Regions from separate parts of the Homo sapiens genome. Here region 2 is linked to region 1. A link is an interaction called in ENCODE POLR2A ChIA-PET data of the cell type or tissue named here. Cell type or tissue: MCF 10A. All regions are shown on one strand. Links, peaks and the distances in the headings refer to the core of each region. The heading gives the core; the rest is flanking DNA.

Region 1 (2,918 bases), core at 134-2,633:
AGATTCATGAAACCACCACAAAAAAACAGGGCATAGAGTTATTCCATCAGGACAAAAATCTCCTTCATGCTACCTAACCTTCTTAACCCTAGCAACTACTAATCTATTCTCTGTCTGCATAATTTTGTCATTTCATTGTTATATACTTGGAATCATATATGACATTTTAAAATTGGCTTCTTTTCACTCAACATAATGCCCTTGTCCATCTAACTTGTTGCATCTATCAATCGTTCATACCTTTTAACTGCTTAGTTATATTCTATGGTAAGGCTATACTAGTTTATTTAAGCATTCTCCTATTGAAGGACATTTTGGTTGTTTTTAGTTTTTGGCTTTTAAAATAAAGCTTTCATGAACATCTGTAAATAGTTTTTTTGTGTGTGGACATTTGTATTTCTCTGGGATAAATATCTAGGGGTACAATTGCTGGGTCATATGGTAAGTGTATGTTCACATGTATGTTTTTAAGAAACCATATGTCTGTTTTTTGGTGTACACACGTTTAGCATTGCTATGTCTTCTTGGTGGACTGAGGGCCTTTTATTATTATGTAATGTCTCTCACCATCCTTGTAATCTTCTCTGCTGTAAGTCTACTTTATCTGATATTTATATAGCCATTCCTACTTTCTCTTTTTTCCATTCCAGCTTCCTTTTTTTGTCTGGATACAGGGTCTTTCTCTGTTACCCAGGCTGGAGTGCAGTGGTGCTATCATAGCTCACCATAACCTCGAACTCCTGGGCTCAAGTGATCCTCCCACATAGCTGGGACTATAGACATGCACTACCATACCTGGCTAATTTTTTTAGCGACGAGGTCTCCCTATGTTGCTCAGGCTGGTCTCGAACTCCTGGCCTCAAGCAGTCCTCCCACCTCAGCCCCTCAAAGTGCTAGGATTACACGTGTAATCCAGCTTTCTTTTGATTAATGTAGCCATGTGTATTTTTCCCTCCTTTTTTTTTTAACCTACCTAGATCACATTTGAAGTATACTATATATATAAGAACAAGGCGGGTGCAGGGGCTCACGCCTGTAGTCCTAGCACTTTGGGAGGCCAAGGTGGGCAGATGACTTGAGGCCAGGAGTTTTGAGACCAGCCTGGCCAACATGGCGAAATTCCATCTCTACTAAAAATACAAAAATTAACTGGGCGTGGTGGTACACCTCTGTAATCCCAGCTACTGGAGACGCTGAGGCACAAGAATTGTTTGAATCCAGGAGGCGGAAGATGCAGTGAGCTGAGATCGCATCACCACCTTCCAGCCTGGGTGACAGAGCAAGACTCTGTCTTTAAAAAAAAAAAAATTATATGCTGGGTCATGAGTGTGACTCATTTTTAAAGTATAGCCATGGGACAGACTCCAGCTTTATGGGAGTGTCTTCCCTACTTCCCAACTTGGACAAGTTTTATTCTTTAACCATTTCCTTCCAAGGCCTATGAAACCACTGAAGTCAATATTAAAAGTTAACATTTTGGCGAATACCCTCAAGATCAAAGTCAACTTCCGTGTTCCAGTTCCCTGTCTAAGTTTCTATCGTCACACCGAGTCCTTAACCTATGTATTCTCCCTCTTTAATAGTTTTCAGTGGGGAGCTTGGTATGTACATGTAAACTACCATGTTGCTGGAGAACTAATTTAATTCTCAAAACAACTCTCTGATGGGTATCATTGCTCTCACTTTAAAGATCATGAAACTGTATGACATTGTGAAAGATGATATATTAGGCCGGGTGCACCTGGCTCACGCCTGTAATCCCAGCACTTTGGGAGGCCGAGGCAGGTGGATCACGAGGTCAGGAGATCAAGACCATCCTGGCCAACATGGTGAAACCCCGTCTCTACTAAAATACAAAAAATTAGCCGAGTGTGGTGGCACGTGCCCGTAGTCCCAGCTACTGGGGAGGCTGAGGCAGAGGAATCACTTGAACCCAAGAGGCAAAGGTTGCAATGAGCCGAGATTGCGCCACTGCACTCCAGCCTGGAGACAGAGCAAGACTCCCTCTCAAAAAAAAAAAAAAGATATATTAATAATACAGTGGAAATACATGAGATTTGCAACAGGCAGAACTGGGCTTGAATTCTGACTTCATCGTTTAGTTATTTTATTAGTTTAAGCAACTTATTTAACCTCTTTAAGCTTTATTTTACTCATTCATTTTATAGTATTTTCTGTAGTGTTGCTGGGGGTATTAAATGAGATAATGCATTGCAATGCTTAGCATTTTATTAAGTACTGGGCCCTAAACAAACGGTAGTTGCTTCTATTATTGTTCTAATTATTATTAAAGAGTCAATAACATGCCCATGGTCATTCAGCTAGCACAGAGCAGCAGGCTGGGATTCAGAATTAAGTCCGTGAATCTAAAGCCCATGTTCCTTTCCCTACACCATGTTGCTTTCCTTATCTTCTTTAAAAAGTATTCACAGATGGAAAAAAAAAAAAGAAAAATAATAATTCACAGGTCTTTCGTACATTTATCTACATCCTAGCTAAATAATCCACAAATATTTAAATGGCTAGGGCCTGTGGGGAATAGGAAGAAAAAAGAAGTCTTAGTACTTAACCTCATATATTCCTAACAGGACAATGATTCCCTCAAGAGCAGTTTAATATAGTTATTAAATATTCAGGCTTTAGAATAAAAGACTTGGGACTTGGATTTGAGTTCCAACTTCTTAACCTCTAAGATTCTCAATTACTGGTCTGTTAAATGGGGTAAAAATAACATTAACTCCCTTTTAGGAATATTGGGGGCATAAGATAAAGCAGTATATTTAAAACAGGACCCAGGACAGGCATGGTGCTCATGCCTATAAACCCAGCTACTCAGGAGACCGAAGCGGCTAGATTGCTTGAGGCCAGGAGTTTGAGACCAGCCTGAGCAACACAGCAAGACCATCTCTTAAAAACAA
Region 2 (2,918 bases), core at 246-2,745, 53 kb before region 1:
CCCTTAGTCTCCCTCCTCCTTTCAGAGCGACCCAGTGTGGAGAGAAAGATAGAAGGGGTATCCCCCTTCTCTTTCCTCCCATCTCCTCTGGGTCCCAGCGAACATCACAGGTGCCACCCATGGATGCAAGCATGACCTTCACCAATGGATCTGGAGAAGCTAGTCAGCAGGAAGAGTCATGTTTATCTGAGTGAGGCCCTAGCTCTCCACCCTGCTGGTTTCTTAGACCCACTTGGCCTATAAGGCTTCCAGAAGTACCCTAGGGGCCCGGGAGAGATTATGCAGTAGTTGAATTTGGGCAAGACCCTTTAATGGAGTGAGTGGTTTAACCCTACCCTTATATCTCCTTATTACTGCCCAGGCAAAGTAATGAATTCCTAGAGAATGGGACCAATTGACTTTTAAACATAAGATCCCTTCCTTTCTTGGATGCCAACATAGCTGGATGCAGAACAGATGCCTCAAAAGAATGTAAGAATATCTGATGGGGATAGCACTGAGGCTAAAATCTGTCTCACCAGGGTGGCTTCCTCCCACATGTTGAAAGGGGAGTTTTACTATCTACAAATAGGGCATGGGGCCTGAGCACTGAGAGAGGGATATAACAATGAAAGGAATTGGGGAACTAGAGATTTTGGGCAAAGAACTGACAAGACTCCCCATGAAAAATCCCATCCCATTTGGTGGTGTTGTAGGGTTTGAAATGTTAGGTAAAAACTCTGACTCCAAATTCTTTTTAGGCAGAGGTTAGAAAGAGAGGTCTGGGTCTTAATAGGCTACCCCCATAGTATGCCACCCAGCAGAAGAAAATTCGTTTGTCAATGCTGAGCTCTTAGAAAACCCAAATGGAGAGGAGGGTGTTTACTTAGGGTGGAATATCCTCCCATATAGTGCTATGAATGCCTATCACTGGGGGTCAAAAAGGCCCTCACTAGGTGAAAGTTTAGACTGAAATCTTGAAATCCCCCCATCTCAAGGAAATCAGAGAAGCAGCAATTTTTAAAGTTACATTCCTGGTTACTAAGGCACTCACTAACTTTACCCAAGAAGATTATCTGCCTAGGCTGTAAAAACTCCCTTAACATAGCATACAAAGAAAGGATAGGAGACATGATAGCCACGAAAAAGAAAGGAAGAAAATGCTATAGAAAAGTCTGGAAGTCCTGGTGTGGACACCATTGATGGGCTCTCAGAAGCTGAAGTTATTCTAGGGGCTCTTCAGGTAACACCAAGGAGTAGCCTCAGCCAGAAACCCTCAGTTGCCCCAGGACCTCCTTCTAGCCCCATGCGATGGCTAGGTCCTCTGTGAAAGGAAACTAGATTAGAACAGAGCCAACATTCCCACCACCTGATGGCAATGCAGGATTGACTCTCCAGCAAACCTGTCCCCTGAGTCTTGTAAGGCTGACAGCCACTCTAAAATCTTTTAACTGGCTGGCAGGGGCCCAGTGTCTTGTTTGGTCTTCAGGGGGAAAAAAAAAAAAAAAAAAAAAAAAAACTGAGAAGCAGCTTCAGAAATGAAAGTAAAGAGTTTGGAGGTGGCAGGGCATGGTGGCTCACGCCTGTAATCCTAGCACTTTGGGAGGCTGAGGCGGGCGGATCATGAGGTCAGGAGATTGAGACCATTGTGGCTAACACGGTGAAACCCTGTCTCTACTAGATATACAAAAAATTAGCCAGGCGAGGTGGGAGGTGCCTGTAGTCCCAGCTACCCAGGAGGCTGAGGCAGGAGAATGGTGTGAACCTGGGAGGCAGAGTTTGCAGTGAACTGAGATGGTGCCACTGCACTCCAGCCTGGGCAACAGAGCAAGATTCTGTCTCAAAAAAAAAAAAAAAAAGTTTGGAGATCTGCTCCTACTCACCCTTCTGATATCTCCCAGTCAAGGAACCAAAATGTTACAGTCTTGCCGGTGCATCACAATGTCCCTGAGGTAGTACCTAGAGTCCTTTGTCTCACCACCAAGAAAGTTAAGGAGTGCAGACACCAAGGGTGAGGTTGGAGCAAAAGTTTAATAAGAGAAAGAAGAAAGCTCTGTGCTGTGGAGAGGGGACCTGGAAGAGGGTTGCCATTTTTACAGTTAAATGCAAAGGCTTTTATGGGAAAGCACAATCATAGCTCACTGCAGCCTCAATCTCCCAGGCTCAAGCAATTCTACTGCCCTAGTCTCTCCTGAGTAGATAAGACTATGGGCACATATACCATCATGCCTAGCTAAATTTTTTAAAATTCACTTTTTTTCTTTGACTTTTGACAATTTATAGTGTGTGTTGGTATAATTTTTTTTTTTGGAGACAGAATCTCACTCTGTCACCCAGGCTGGAGTGCAATGGAGTGATCTCAGCTCACTGCAACCTCTGCTTCTTGGGTTCAAGTGATTCTCATGTCTCAGCCTCCCAAGTAGCTGAGACCACAGGTGCTTGCCACCATGTGCAGCTAATTTTTTGTATTTTTAGTAGAGATGAGGTTTCACCATGCTGGCCAGGCTGGTCTTAAACTCCTGACCTTATGATCTGCCCACCTTGGACTCCCAAAGTGTTGGGATTACAGGCATGAGCCACCTTACCTGGCATAGACCTCTTTTAATTGAACCTTTTTGGGAAGCTTTGGCTTCCTGTATCTAGATGTCCATTTCTCCCTAAATTTGGGAAGTTTTCAGCCATTATTTCTTTAAGTAGACTTTCTACCATTTTCTCTATCTCTTCTCCTGGTACCTCTATAATTTGTATATTGGTTCACTTGATAGCCAAATGTTTCATAGACTTTCTTCACTCTTTTGTTTTTTTATTTCTTTTTCCTCTGATTGTTTAATTTCAAATGACTTGTCTTAGGGTTCATAGGTTCTTCTGCTTGTTTGAGTCTGCTGTTGAAGATCTCTATTACATTTTTCTTCAGCTATAGGTTTTCTTTTTTTGTTTTT

What was found. ChIA-PET counts read pairs that join two places held together with the same protein. Peaks named below come from ENCODE experiments on the same cell type or tissue, not always from the same donor. Only the 100,000 strongest peaks of a DNase experiment are listed, where the experiment ranks them.
Region 2: POLR2A ChIA-PET joins it to region 1 with 5 read pairs; 6 of 35 experiments call an interaction of 5 or more read pairs at or near these places.

The regions. Positions count from the first base shown.
Region 1 is chr12:50,860,920-50,863,837 of GRCh38, reverse strand. All of the region lies in intron 3 of TMPRSS12 (transmembrane serine protease 12), which reads right to left. Among named protein-coding and RNA genes, the nearest start is that of TMPRSS12, 19 kb to the right of the region's middle. In MCF 10A, for the core only: no CTCF peak of the experiment used is centred there; a DNase peak (open chromatin) is centred at 1,347.
Region 2 is chr12:50,913,728-50,916,645 of GRCh38, reverse strand. No RefSeq gene overlaps it. Among named protein-coding and RNA genes, the nearest start is that of TMT1A, 9.8 kb to the left of the region's middle. In MCF 10A, for the core only: no CTCF peak of the experiment used is centred there; no DNase peak of the experiment used is centred there.